Regions from separate parts of the Homo sapiens genome. Here regions 1 and 3 are each linked to region 2. A link is a contact called in ENCODE Hi-C or POLR2A ChIA-PET data. All regions are on one chromosome and are shown on one strand. Each heading gives the region's core, a stretch centred on a gene start or an enhancer-like site at or near the end of the contact. The rest is flanking DNA. Distances are from core to core; before and after follow the strand shown. Region 1 holds the start of BTN3A2 (butyrophilin subfamily 3 member A2). Region 2 holds the start of ZNF184 (zinc finger protein 184). Region 3 overlaps LOC124901288 (a long non-coding RNA gene).

The links. Hi-C counts contacts between places; a loop is a spot of excess contacts on that map. ChIA-PET counts read pairs that join two places held with the same protein, here RNA polymerase II (POLR2A). Pooled maps may share reads with other maps.
Region 1: a loop to region 2 is called in a pooled map, with 4 times the contacts of the local background. The contact joins the promoter of BTN3A2 here to the promoter of ZNF184 in region 2. A Hi-C loop is called at or near these places in 5 of 50 pooled maps.
Region 3: a map of OCI-LY7 shows a loop between it and region 2 (7-fold over the local background). The contact joins the enhancer-like site here to the promoter of ZNF184 in region 2. A Hi-C loop is called at or near these places in 8 of 168 maps with a recorded cell type or tissue (CD8-positive, alpha-beta T cell, GM12878, HCT116 and 4 more), 6 of 37 single-sample maps with no recorded cell type and 14 of 50 pooled maps. POLR2A ChIA-PET finds 5 or more read pairs at or near these places in 1 of 52 experiments (HEK293).

The regions. Positions count from the first base shown.
Region 1 is chr6:26,363,462-26,368,077 of GRCh38, reverse strand. It overlaps BTN3A2 (butyrophilin subfamily 3 member A2), which reads right to left and starts at 2,880. Exons shown (of 11, transcript NM_007047.5): 1 at 2,726-2,880; 2 at 28-88. RefSeq lists an enhancer at 2,873-2,922.
Region 2 is chr6:27,469,905-27,474,423 of GRCh38, reverse strand. ZNF184 (zinc finger protein 184) reads left to right here and starts at 1,319. Exons shown (of 6, transcript NM_001318891.2): 1 at 1,319-1,695; 2 at 1,991-2,136. The coding sequence starts at 2,130. LOC105375001 (a long non-coding RNA gene) reads right to left here and starts at 1,300. Exons shown (of 2, transcript XR_926664.4): 1 at 1,115-1,300. RefSeq lists enhancers at 1,308-1,467, 1,528-1,627, 1,648-1,737, 2,068-2,197.
Region 3 is chr6:26,335,253-26,339,748 of GRCh38, reverse strand. It overlaps LOC124901288 (a long non-coding RNA gene), which reads right to left. Exons shown (of 2, transcript XR_007059522.1): 2 at 1-55. Among named protein-coding and RNA genes, the nearest start is that of TRW-CCA3-2, 6.0 kb to the right of the region's middle. RefSeq lists a cis regulatory region at 2,793-3,471. Within about 2 kb of position 3,195, at least 3 of the 41 ENCODE cell types and tissues checked have a DNase peak (open chromatin) inside an H3K27ac peak, as active enhancers do; they include HCT116 and OCI-LY7, where a contact is called at or near this core.

The sequences.
Region 1 (4,616 bases), core at 1,631-4,130, 1.1 Mb after region 2:
AAATATGGTGACCGAAGAAGATCTTACCTCTGCCAAAAATGTCTGTCCTTGAGTGTCTTTACCTTTGGGTTCCAGTATGGAAAACCATCTGTAAAAATAATATCTGTTATCTGATCAGGACATCTCTGACTCTACTGCATTAAAATATTAAAATATTCATAATCCTATCACTTCCCCACACTTCCCTTGCCAGGTCCAAGCTTCCATCATCCCCCTCTGATTCATGAAGGACCCTCTTCACTGGATTCCCTGGTCCCACCCTTGTTCAGCTCTGTGGGTGTCCAACACTATGGACTCCTCAAGCGTCAAACTCTTGGCCATTACTACAGTCAACTTATGGCCTGGTGGCTCCTGGTGGGATCCAGGCAGACTGCCTGGCAGAGGCTCTGAAGTCAGTCAGGGGCTGAACCCACCACGTTTAATCACAAAGATATTGATTAGGAGAGCTTTGAATAAGACCAGGCTTTACTCATCTTTTCTTTCTTCCCTTCATAAAGTTATTCAACAAATATTTACTGAGCACCCACAATGGGCTGGACCCACTATGGTAGAGTTAGGAACACAAAGAGGGTAGACAATAGGTAAAGGCTCTACAAGTCACAAGCTTGATGATCTCAGTCATGGGACAAAACCATTTCAACTTTAGTTACTCAAAAATATCGAGTATGAGACTTAGAATGTTCACAATTGGCCCAGCAATTCCACTTCCTGATGGTTACTTCAGCGAAGTACTCGCATGGGTGCAGAGAGAAGCCTCTGTGGGAATGACACTGCAGCACTATTTTTAAAGTATAAAAGTGGTTACCAACTGAACCAGCCACTCACAAGAGACTGGTTAGAGGAATGATGGCTCATCCCTAGGAGGAAATTCAATGCAGCAGTTAAAAAGAGTGATTTAATGTCACTAGCCTGGATAATGGAGATATACTAAGTGATTAAAAAGCACCTTGCAGAACTATACTAATGATTCAATTGAAAAACAAAAGCAAAGCTATACATTTCTGCATAACTATATATGTAAATGCCTGAAAAAGTCTAAAATGATGGATGCTAAACTGAAAATTGGAGGTTAAGTGAGTGAAAGGACGCTTTGGCCTTTTGCTTCCTTTACTTTTAAAATTATTGGAATGCTTTAAGTTTAAAATTTTCATGTATTAGTTAATAACTAATTATTATGAGGAATAATAGTGACTGGAACATATTAGCTGCTCAGTAAATACTAACTCCTCAACAGTTTCTCCCAAAACAAAGGAGCATGAGGCCTGCAGCCATCATACCAGCTGCTGTGGGTCTGGGAATGGCCTCTGAGAACAAGGTCTGCAGATGGAGGTGGGGAGAGATGTAGAGGAAGCAAGGGAACAGAGGTCTGTGCAGCTGGTCATGCTCCACCCCTGCCTGGATCTTGCATCCACCATCAGACTAAACATTATATTTCACCACATCTTCTGCTCCTCGAAACTGCTCTTTATTCTCCTAAGGAGAAGGAGGTATTATTAAGCTAAGCTAAAAATTTCTCTGCTGTCCTCAGAGGGAGAACTTTTATTTTTTAGGTTATTTATTATTCATTCTTTCTACTATAGACAATTTTGCCAAAGAAAAAAATATAAAGGAATAAAACCTTAAATACTCTGTAGTTATATACTTTGCTAATGGAAGTGGAAATGTTTCTGGAAGCATTTGGCCATGTACACATGGCAAGTGCCTTTAAAATGTTGTATTATTTGCCCCCAAAATTCCAACTATAAAAGTTAGTGTTGAAGAAAAAAATTTAGAGATTGATGCAAATATTTATGGATAAGGCTGTTCAATCTAGTAAAATCTACAGTAACAAAATGTAGAAACTGAAAAATCCAAAATAAAGAGTTTTAAAAATAATTCGGGTTTTTTATTTGTTTGTTTGTTCTTTTTTCTTCTTTAGGAGCGGCTTTCTGAGTCAGAGTAGGCTCACAGAGACTCCCAATAATTATATATTCATACAATGTAGTAGCTTGTAACCATGGGAAATCATGCTTTAGGTTTTGGGGAAATGATGAATGGAAAGAAAACCAAGTACTATCCCTAAAAGATACCAAAAATGGTTTAATATAAGGATCCAGTGTTATTAAAATTATAAAGAATTTCACTTAATTAAAATTATGATTCCTAATGGTTACATGGAACATGTTTTATGACTGAACCATGCATTGTTTGTCTATTCCCCACCTGTTGAATATGTATGTTGGTTCAGATTTTACTATATTATAAATACTTCTGTAATAAACACATTTACATATAAATCTATGAGGCACATCTCTTTTTTCTTCTTCTTCTTCAGAATTTCTCAGAATAGATGCCTTGAGTTGGCCAGAACAGATTTTAAGGGTTTTTTGTTTGTTTGTTTGTTTGCCCTTTTCTGACCACAATACGTTAAGAACATGCAGTTGGAATATTTCTTCATTCATGTTGTCTCCCTTTCCTTCCACTAAATCCCAACCTCTGCAGTTCCTTATACTTTGCAGTACTTCTCCCGTCTTCCCACGTGCCCATATGTGCATGTGCGAGTGTGCACATGTACACATGTACACACACACACACACACACACACACACACACACACACACACAGGCACTGCACCCCTTTCTCTGGGAGAGTACTCTCCCTGCATGCCCACTCACCACTCTCAGCGATTCAGCCCCGCTCCTCCCATGCGTTGTAGCCCAGGCTCTAATCAATTTCCTGCACTTACCCCTTGGTATTCCCATTGGAGAATCAGAGCCCACAGAATAAAGACGGTCAATCAATAATTCTCCATTCTTTCTATTATGGCTTAGCCTCTCATCCGGAAGAAAGGAAAAAGAGAAAGCAAATATTGTCTTCTCACCATGAGAAACAGTAAGAGTCGCTCTTTGGAAGAATTAGTTTTTTGATTGGCTCAGAGGTGATGTTTCTCATCAGTTGCTGGGCAGAAACCACTGAGGAACGTTGAAATGAAAACTGAAAGTACATTGAATTGTACACGTTGAGGAAAAACTCCAGCCCTACCTCCCTTAGTGTTTGTGTTTCTGTGTTTATCTATTTGAATCATTCTTGTGCGTGGATGTATATAAGTATTTCTTTATATTCACCTGTCTCGTGTCTTTTACATGGTAATAGAAATATTAGCAGAATGGAGTAGGAAAGTAAAAAAATTTAATGTGCAAAGAGAGGAAGATGTGCACTAATTAAGATGCTTCTGTGGCAGTTTGCTTGCATGTAGATAGGTACGTAGAAGAGGAGGATCTTTTTTACAGAGCCTAATAAAGGTATGAATGGAAAGAAAATGAGACAAACTGCACCTCTTTAAGAACTTCTGGCATTTAGGCTTAGGATATGGTATCAAATAATATAATTTTTCTGATTTCCAGAGGCAGTGCTGCTTGACATTGTTTTACCTTTCCCAGGAAATTCTTACTGCAGATCTTTCTGAGCATCTTCATTCACCCTCAGCTCCTGGTTTGTGCTATATTGTATTTTCTTGGGTATTTGTTTCTCACGCTGCCAGTGGAGTACATATTCTCTGAAGCTAGACACTCCATAGGCTGTGGTCTCTGTAAGGCTCGTTTCCTGTACACCATCTCTGTAAGGAGTTTATGGGACAATCTTGTTCTCCCTGTGGCTTACGACCTCAAAACACACTTTTTTGGGCTGCAAGCCAGAAATCTCCTAGAGCTAATATGTGACTGGAGCTGATGGGATTTGATTATATTGCAACAGTTTGAATTTAGGCTGTGTGGTATCTGCTTGAGATGGCTGGTTGCTTCTGCAGCGTGCATGCCCCCTTCTTCTTAGTGACAAGGCCTAATTTTCTGGGGTACTGCATCCTGCTCTTCCCCCTTGAAGATAGGGCAGGCCAAGGGACTAAGTTGGAGCCAGCGGTTTGTAGGTGAAAGTTGTGGGCTTGTACTTCTCCCAGAAATCCTTCAAAGGGAGGCCAAAATAGCTGGGAGTGTGAGGGTACACTCTCCCTTCTTCCTTCTTCCTCTTGCCTAGAACATGGACTTTGGACCCGGAGGTGCAGTAGCCCACCCTGGGACCATGAGGCAGCCTTGAGGTTGGAAGCCACACACTGGGACAGCAGAGAATGAAGTCAGAAGCAGGCTGGGGCATGAATGACATATCTGAGGTGCCAGATCAGCCCTGGACTGTCACCATCTAAATTTATTTAAAAAATTTTTTCTTTTAAAATATTTTATTATATATTAGTACTCAGGGTAAATTTCCAAATAAGTTTGTTTTTCATGAAAGGAAAACAAATCCTTGTTTTATTTAAGCCAGTGGTACTTCTGGTCTCTGTTATCAACAGAAAAACACAATTTTTCCCTCCCCCTTCCCCCTCCCCAACAGTTTATTATAAAACTTCTAAAACATATAGCAAAGGTGAAAGAATTTCAGTAAATTCCAATATATCTACCATGTAGATTGTATAATTAATATTTTAGTTTCTTACTTTATTATAAATCCATCCTGCTGTTCACCCCTATTCATCCATCAATATTTGTTTATTTGTTCATTTGTTTATTTTTAAATTCAGACTCTATCAGAAGCTGTGCTGCTTGAGATCGTATTAGTAAGAATGAACATCCCACCTTTGCCTGGAG
Region 2 (4,519 bases), core at 70-2,569:
TCTGAGAGACTTGACCTTGGCCCCTTATCCAAATGCTGGGGATGCACGCCAGCATAATAAAATGCAAGTGCCATGTCTTAAATATAAAAACCTACCGATTTGTTGGATTCTTTTTTTCTGCCAAGGACACAGTGACAGACTGGCCATGGGCTACACTTGCAGCTATGTGCTCGCTGACACAGGCATATAAAATGCTTTACTAAGTGGCAAAACATGGGAATATTATCTCCGGGTTTCCTTAAGCATTAGAAAAACATGTTGGGGCCGGGCGCAGTGGCTCACGCCTGCAATCCCAGCACTTTGGGAGGCCGAGGCGGGCGGATCACTTGAGGTCAGGAGTTCGAGACCAGCCTGGCCAACATGGTGACCCCCTCGTCTCTACTAAAAATACAAAAATTAGCCGGGGATGGTGGTGCATGCCTGTAATCCCAGCTACTCGGGAGGCTGAGGCAGGAGAATCGCTTGAACCCGGGAGGTGGAGGTTGCAGCGAGCCGAGATCGCGCCATTGCACTCCAGCCTGAGCAACAGAGCTAGATTCCGTCTCAAAAAAAAAAAAAAAAAAAAAAAAGTTGGTCGCCACTCATTTGAGAGTCGTGAAAACAATTTTAATGGGTAACTACCAGTATTTTCAAAACGACAAAAGAGTAGAACAGAAAATAGAAGGTAGAACATGTAATAAAGGTAACGATTGTTTGCGTTTTAAAACTGTGTGTAGACGTGTATTTCTTTTTTTTCTTTTCTTTCTTTCTTTTTTTTTTTTTTGTTGTTTTGTTTTTTTGAGACGGAGTCTCGCTCTGCCGCCCAGGCTGGAGTGCAGTGGCGCGATCTCGGCTGACTGCAACCTCTTCCTCCCGGGTTCAAGCGATTCTTCTGCCTCTGCCTCCTGAGTAGCTACAGGCGCGCGCCACCACGCCCGGCTAATTTTTGTATTTTTAGTAGAGACGGGGTGTCACCATATTGGCCAGGCTGAGTCTCGAACTCCTGACCTAGTGATCCACCCACCTCGGCCTCCCAAAGTGCTCAGATTACAGACGTGAGCCACTGCGCTCGGTCAGTAGACGTGCATTTCTTATAATCAGTTCAGTCAGACAAGTTTACAATGCACACGCATACCTGAAACAGGAGCAAAAGACTGGCGGCGAAAATGTGCGGCCCATCGCAGGGCGAAAGTACACGTTAGCTAAAGCCTCTGGGAAATGAAGTTCAGGAACACCTTCGCGGAGTGTTCTGGGAACGCTGGTCCAGTGTGCCCGCCCGGCGCCGGCGTGCGGGGCGGGGCTCGCTCGTAACGACCGGAAGTGACCGTTGAAGCCGGTTGTAGGCGTGGAAAGAGGTTGGCGCGCTGGAAGTCCAGTTGCTTCGGCTCCCTGCGTTAGGTCTGGTGGCGGTCAATGCGCTTCCGGACCCGGGATCAGAGTGTGTGGATCGCTATAGGGGGAGGGGAGCTCAGGTATCACCATGGCAACAGCCAGCCCTCCGGACTCGTGACGTCACCCTTCTGATTTCGCGCTTAGAGGCCTCTGCAGGAGAAAGCTGGGGAGTCCTCGAAGGGGGCGCACCTCGCCTCCTTCTGTGCGGGGCGGTCCCGCCCTGATCCCTTGGAGGGCTTTGTTCTTTTGTTCTGGCCTAAGGGGAAGTCGGGTGCCGGGCCCCGCCCTGTTTGTCCACCTTCCAGCTTTAACGCTCTGCAACAGGTGTGTCTTCGTGTTATCCGAGCTCGCAGGGGTGTGAGTCACAAGTGTGCACAGAGGGAACACACCAGGTCTGTGGATGCCCCGGCCAGATTCTAGGGTGGGCACCAAGGGTTTTTTGGATCTGAAGCAGAACCCGCGTACCCGATCTCCACTCTGTTTTGTTCATCGGAGTGCCACACACCTCTCTAGTGCTCTCTTGGGGCACTTCTCTTGTGTAGCACCTCTTGGTCACTTTGCAAGACTCTGATGTGTGATTGTGTGACGTATGCTGCTGACGCCATCCTGTGTCTTTTAGGGTAGACAACCTCAGCGTGTTGCAGATTCCCTGCAAGGGGAGTTAGACATCTGAGTCCTAGACCGAGATACCAGCTGAAGGAACGCTGCCTGGCGAACCCTGGTGTTCAAGTTCCAGAGGAACGGGATGAGCTCCTGAGATGGAAGGTAGTGGGGTCGACTTGGGGGAGAGCGGGGTGATGGAGGCTTGAGAACAGTCATGACTGGAGTATCAAATACTTGAGATCAGAGCAGGAGATTTGGAAGGAAGGAACGGTATGCTTAGGGATTAGCAAAGAAACCGAATTACATTGTAGGGAGAGATTCTGTTTTATAGAGAGATACTTGGGAGAGGAGTTTATTTTTTTCTTTCGTTCCATTGGGGAATGAAAAGACATAATCATTCAGAATATCTGTGATCCCCACATGACTTCTGAATATTAAATATTAAAATTATAATCTTGAAGTCAGAAGACATCTTGGCAATTATCCCTTCAATGAAAGAGTCAGTTTTGAAATCTCCTTGGCAGACGGCTGTCTGTCAACCCTATGCCCGAACTAGTGTGGCATTAAACTCGCCATTTTGGGTGCAGACTATTCCCTTGTTGGCTTTCTTTTTTAGTTTCTTATATTAAACAGATGTACTTGTCCCTGTAACTTTTGTGTTGATCTTAGTTCTTAGTCCTCCAAAGAAAAGGAAACTGTCTGTTCTTTCTTTCACACTGCTGCCCTTAAGATATGTGAATTCAGCTGTTACAACTCCTCCTCATAAATTCTTTTCTAAGCAATATAGCCTCACTTCTTTTGATTGGTCTATGTGATGTATCTAGACCTTTCTCTGAAAACTCTCCTGCTTGTCAGCATTTTTCTTAAAATGCAGTGCCTAATGGTAAACATAGCTCTTTGGATGTGCTTTGAAAAGTACCTGAGAGGATAATGTACTACTTCCTTTGACTCGGATTATACTTCCGCTGTTTGGCATTAGATCACATTTGCTTTAAAAACTATCAGTGATGTACTGTAAACTTTAGATCTTTTTTACATAAACTGCAGTGATCTAGATTTACACCATTTTTGTGTAATGGAATTATTATTATCCTTAATGTCATGACTTACATTTATGACTGTTCAATTTTTTGGTCACATGTTTTAGGCTTTCAGAATGATTATGAATCCTAATTTAGTTATTCAGTGCCTTAACTGTCCTTTCTAACTTAATGCCACTAGCGGATTTGATGAATATTCCTTCTATTTCTTCCTACCTGTCATTGAACAGATCAGGGTAAGGATAGAGGCTTATGACATGTCCCTATGGAGTTCTCTCTGCATTGGTGTTGTCTTTACATTCTTTAGGTATGGCTGTGCAATCAAGTTTGGTTTGACCTAACTATTATCATGCAGTCCTTTTTTTGCCTTTGTTAAAGATAATATCATTAGAAGTCTTAACATTATTCATATTAGTCATGTGAATAATGTAGGTTTGGTCCATACTTTTCTTCAATTTTTTGTACTTCAAGTCTTTTTTACAGTGGATTTTTTTATATATATATTCTAAGTTTCTCAGAATTAAATCAGCCAAAGTAGTTTCATTAAAAGCCTTTGTATTTTCTTTATTTTGTGGATTTCTCACAATTTTATCATTAGGATTAACTTTACTGAGCCTCTGTTCCTTGTAATCATAACTTTTGTAGCACATACTGAGCATTTACTATGTGCCAAGCACACAGTTGGTTTCTGTAACTGTTGCTGTTTTTGGTTCTGTTGGTTGCTGTTATTTGGAATAAAAAGCATCTTACCTGAGACATTTCTCTTGATTCTGTTTTCCTAAAGTCTTAGGTACCTGTCTGTGCATTTAGAACATTTTCTTTCACTGTTAAGAGCTTCCAAGATAATATCTTCATTTTTTTCTTAAGACTTCTGTTACAAAACAGTTTTTCTTTACTGGTCAAGATCAAGTTGAGCATAATAGTTCCCTTTATTGCTTCCTCTACTTTCTGAGGCATGACACCATTAATATAAATTAAGAATTTCTTGATTAATACATTTTTTACAAAATGAAACTTACATACTTAGCCAAACAGTTGAAACTGCTTTTCTCCATATTATTCATCACCCCCACCTGCCTAAGCTGTCTATGGCACACTGTTGCCAGCATGGTGCTACTTTTGTTTTTTTTTTTCTTTCTTTCTTTCGATTTATCTACAATTTCTATCAGGTTTCACACTCAGGATTATTGCATCACATACAATAATCCATCTCTTAGTCTGTCTGTTTATATCAGATCATTTTGCGTAAATTTTACCCAGCTCTCTTTTAAACAAGGCTTGGTCATAAAACCCACACTAGGCCAGTTAGCTGTCTCTGGAATTTGAATCTTGGAACTAAAATTAGATGGCACTGACCTACCCTAATGGTGGTATCCCAAAGAGATTGCCCTTGCACCTTAGTGGTGCAATTTAGATTCCCTTGGGTTCTGTCCATTTGATTGTTTAGCTTTTCTTTTTATTCTTCATGTTCCCCACTGTCTTTATATTTAGTCCCTTAGTTGATT
Region 3 (4,496 bases), core at 1,946-4,445, 1.1 Mb after region 2:
GCAGATCCCTCGGTGGTTCAATTCTGCAGTGTGGCACTGGAAGTCAATCTGAATGCTCAACATAGAAATGTTACAACATTTCTTGTAAAAAATGTTTTCCTGTTTAAACAATCTAAAGTGTGTTTGAGTGTTTGCATTTTAATCCTGACCAACACAGAGGACAATTCCAATATATCCTCATTAAGGACCCAGGTTTTTTCCATCTTTACATTTTGCAAGGTTAATGCAATGCATCAGCTTAGCTCCCTTCATGCTCACAAGATGGCTACGATTGTCCCTAGGATCATATCCAGGCAGAGTAACATCGAACAGAGGAATTTGTTTTAATTGGTTTGTTAACTGTAGTATCCCCTGGGTCTAGAAAAGTGCTTCACACACATTAGGCCAACAATAAATATTTGTTGAATGAATAAATGAATGGATGGATGGATCACTCATCTAGAACCACAAAAGAGCCTGTTTACTTTCCTGCTGATTAAGAACATGGTGGCCTACCCTCCCTGCAAAATGGAAAGAATGTTTTTTCTAAAGTAACATACACATACACATACACAAGAGTTGAGCTTTCATATCCTAACACTTGGTTTCTAACAATGCAACTCAAACTTAATTAAGGAAAACAAAAAAGGAATGTATCATACTATTATAAGGATACAATGGGGACTGTGGAGCCCAAGCACAGAGCTCCAGCTGGGCCTCCAGTCACAGCTGGGAACCTGAGCAGAGGGAGTGAAGCTGACAAGCAGAGGAGTCAGCTGGAACTAGGGGCCACCCCAAGTTCAAGTCTCCCACAGGCTGTGGCCTTGGGCAACAGTATGTGTTGGAAGTTTCTGAATCTTTCTGCTTACCGATACCTGTGCTAACCCCATAAGAAAGAAATTCTGGAGATGCGTCTGATGCTGAGGGGAACAGCTGCCTCTGTCTGCAAGAAAACACCTTTCTGTGGTGCAGGGGCCTGAACTCTTTTTTTCTGTATATTTTCTGCTACATTTTTGGCTTTGCAGGTCCTCCTGTGTCTTTCATAACTGCTCTTGTAGTGCAGCCATAGATGAATGGACATGGCTGTGTCCCGATAAAACCTTATTTATGGACAATGAAATTGGAATTTCATATAATGTTGATGTGGCACAGATGATTATTCTGCTTTTAATTTATATTCAGCAATCTAAAAATGTAAAAACAGCTGTAGGCAATACAAAAACAGGTAGCAGGCCACATTTGGCCTGCAGGCATGTTTCCTGACCCTTGATCTACCCTAAGGACTGTTGGACATTTGAGATGTTTCCTGTGGCCTGGTTTTTCAAATCTACAAAAAAAAGTTTTTAAACGTTTTTTGCTCAAAGCAAGGAAATCTAGTGAAAGAATTGACCTTTAACTTATCATGGCCTGGCTTTTTTGTTAAAGTGCTTTATATTGAATACAAACCAACAAAAATCCTATTATCAAACCATCAAACTGTCCTACTATCAAAATGCCACTCTTTCATAAGTGAATTACTACTGTTTTTGTATCTGGGATATGGAATGTTTTATATACTTGATAATTATGTCTTAGAAAAGAAAACATTTTGGTTGGGCATGGTGGCTCACACCTGTAATCCCAGCACTTTGGGAGGCTGAGGTGGGTGGATCACTAGGTCAGGAGTTTAAGACCAGCCTGGCCAACATGGTGAAACCCCATCTTTACTAAAAATACAAAAATTATCTGGGCGAGGTGGTGTGCGCCTGTAATCCCAGCTACTCAGTAGGCTGAGGCAGGAGAATTGCTTGAACCCAGGAGGCGGAGGCTGCAGTGAGCAGAGATTGTGCCACTGCACTCCAGCCTGGGCAACAAAGCAAGACTCAGTCTAAAAAAAGAAAAGAAAAGAAAACTTTTTAAAATTGAATATTTGTAATTTGTTGTTCCCTGTGATTTTTATGCTATAAAACTTAGGCACTTCTATAAATACATATTAAATATAACCCTATGTTATATTGGAGTTCTTATGATTAGAAACTGCATATTAGAAGCAATTAGTTCAAAGAGCAAACTCCAATGAGAAGACTCATTTATACATTCATTAAAACATTTTTATTACTATGAATTTATTATTATTATTATTATTATTTTTGAGACTGAGTCTCCCTCTGTTGCACAGGCTGCAGAGCAATGGCATGATCTTGGCTCACTGCAGCCTCCACCTCCTGGGTTCAAGTGATTCTTGTGCCTCAGCCTCCAAAGTAGCTGGGACTATAGGTACGTGCCACCATGTCTGGCTAATTTTTGTATTTTTAGTAGAGATGGGGTTTTACCATGTTGGCCAGGATGGTCTTGAACTCCTGACCTCAAGTTATCCACCCACTTTGGCCTCCTGAAGTGCAGGGATTACAGGCATGCTCCCGACCTCATTAAAACGTTTTCAGTAGATTTAATACTTTGATCATAATTGGGAGGTGTCAATCAAGTTGTCTTGTAAATCAGGTTGACTTTTTGTTGTCAGATTCATTCCCCATCCTTCTTCTGCTTTGAACATCCTTGCCTTCTGGCTTCTGGGTAGGATTAGCCAATGGGAGAATGACAAAAGGTTGGAATTCAAGAGGAACCCTGAGGCCAGGATATTCTTTCTTTCTGCTTCCTGTAGCATTGCCTGCAATAGCTGCATCCATTCCAAGGTCTGAGATTCTCCCTTTGGAATTCTAGCTCCTGATGGTCATTTTCTGCAGACCACTGTCACCCTTCTACCTCCCACTCTGGGCTCTAACATGGCCTCTTCCCACTGCCCCTCCATCCTCAGGGGTGATAATAGCTTCCTGTTGTGGCTAATCTCTGGGTTACCCATCTGTGAATCCTTATCTTGGCAGCCAGTTCATTTTGCTGTTTGTGACAATGTCTTATAAGTTCAGCCTAGATCATCTGCTCCTTGCAGGAAGGTAAAGTGATCTCTTATATGAAATCTTATCTCAAACAACAGGCTCCCTAACTCTTCAGTTTAAACTTTAATTTTCTTTTCTGTAAAATGAAACTACTGACACTGTTAAAGTCTGCTACCAAAGACCTCTAGGAACACACCTGTGGTCAAACAAAGCTAGGTTTATTAAACTTGCTACAGCAAGAGAGAATGAACACTAGTGGAACAGTAAGGCATCTAGGTAAGGGGGAGTTTGGAGAAGCTTACTATTCTAAGGAGAGTGTAAGGGAATCAAATATCAGCTCTGGACTGGGTGTGGTCAGGAAGTGGAGCAATTCAGTAACAGTGTGAGTCACTTTTTTGAATTTTTATCTAGGAGGCAGGAGAAGAATTCAAGTGGGGCTGGGGATGTCATTGGTAAGAAATCATAGTCACTCTACTATCCTGCAAAAGGGGTGTTTACTTTTTTTTATGGATGTAGAGTGTCCTTATTTCTTTCCTGTGTCATACATAGTTACGGAGTGATCTTGTCTTCATCTTGTTCCATCTCAGGTAACACAACGGCCTTGTCTGATCATTGTTTATACCATGCAACAAGATAAACAAAAACAATTTTTTTGTGTGTAAAAATTGTGTGTGTTCAATTGTCCTAGCTTTTAGCTTCTAGATGTTGGGCAATTTTTTATGTTTTCAGCACCAACTTCACAGACTTATTGTAAAGATGGAATATATTATATGTCAGCATATAAAAATTCAGAGAAATATTATTGGCACATAAATGCTTAATAAATGTCAGTGCTATGGTTTGGATATGGTTTGTTAGACCCCACCAAATCTCATGCTGAGATTTGATCCCGATGTTGGATGCAGGGCCTTGGGGGAGGTGTTTGGGTCACGGGGGCAGATGCTTCATGAATAGTTTGGTGCTATTCTCACTGGAGGGAGTGAGTTCTGACTCTTTGTTCTCACAGAACTGGTTGTTAAAAAGAGCCTGGCATCTCCTCCTCTTTCACTTTCTCTCTCTCACCATGCGACCTCCACATCCTGGCTTCCCTTCACCTTCCACCATGAGTGGAAGCTTCCTGAGGCCCTCATCAGAAGCAGATGCTGGTGCCATACTTCTTGTACATTCTGCAGAACCATGAGCCAAATACACCTCTTTTCTTTAAGATTACCCAGCCTCAGTTATTCCTTTATAGCAACACAAACAGACTAAGACAATTAGTTTCTTCTAAGTGTCATTACTGTTGAGAAAACTATAGACTAGACCTTGGTGGTACAATAGAGCCCCTTGTACTGGCTCACAGGAGCCCGTTATGCACATCTCTTCCCAACTTCACATTCAGTGACTCTGCATCTGTAGTTTGAATCAGTTATGGTGAGAGAATTTGCAAGCACTACTTGCTAAGATAGTGTCTTTCCCTCAAGAGCTGGTTGTTAAACATTTACCAGCACACCCATCTGGGAATGACCAAGACAGTAAGGAGCTCAACAAAATATAAATGTGGGATTGAAATTTACTAATTTCTTAAAAAATAAATTAAAAAACATCTTTGCTTTGATGAGAGTGGGAAGAAATCTGAGTCAGGCTAAAATAAGATTATACCTA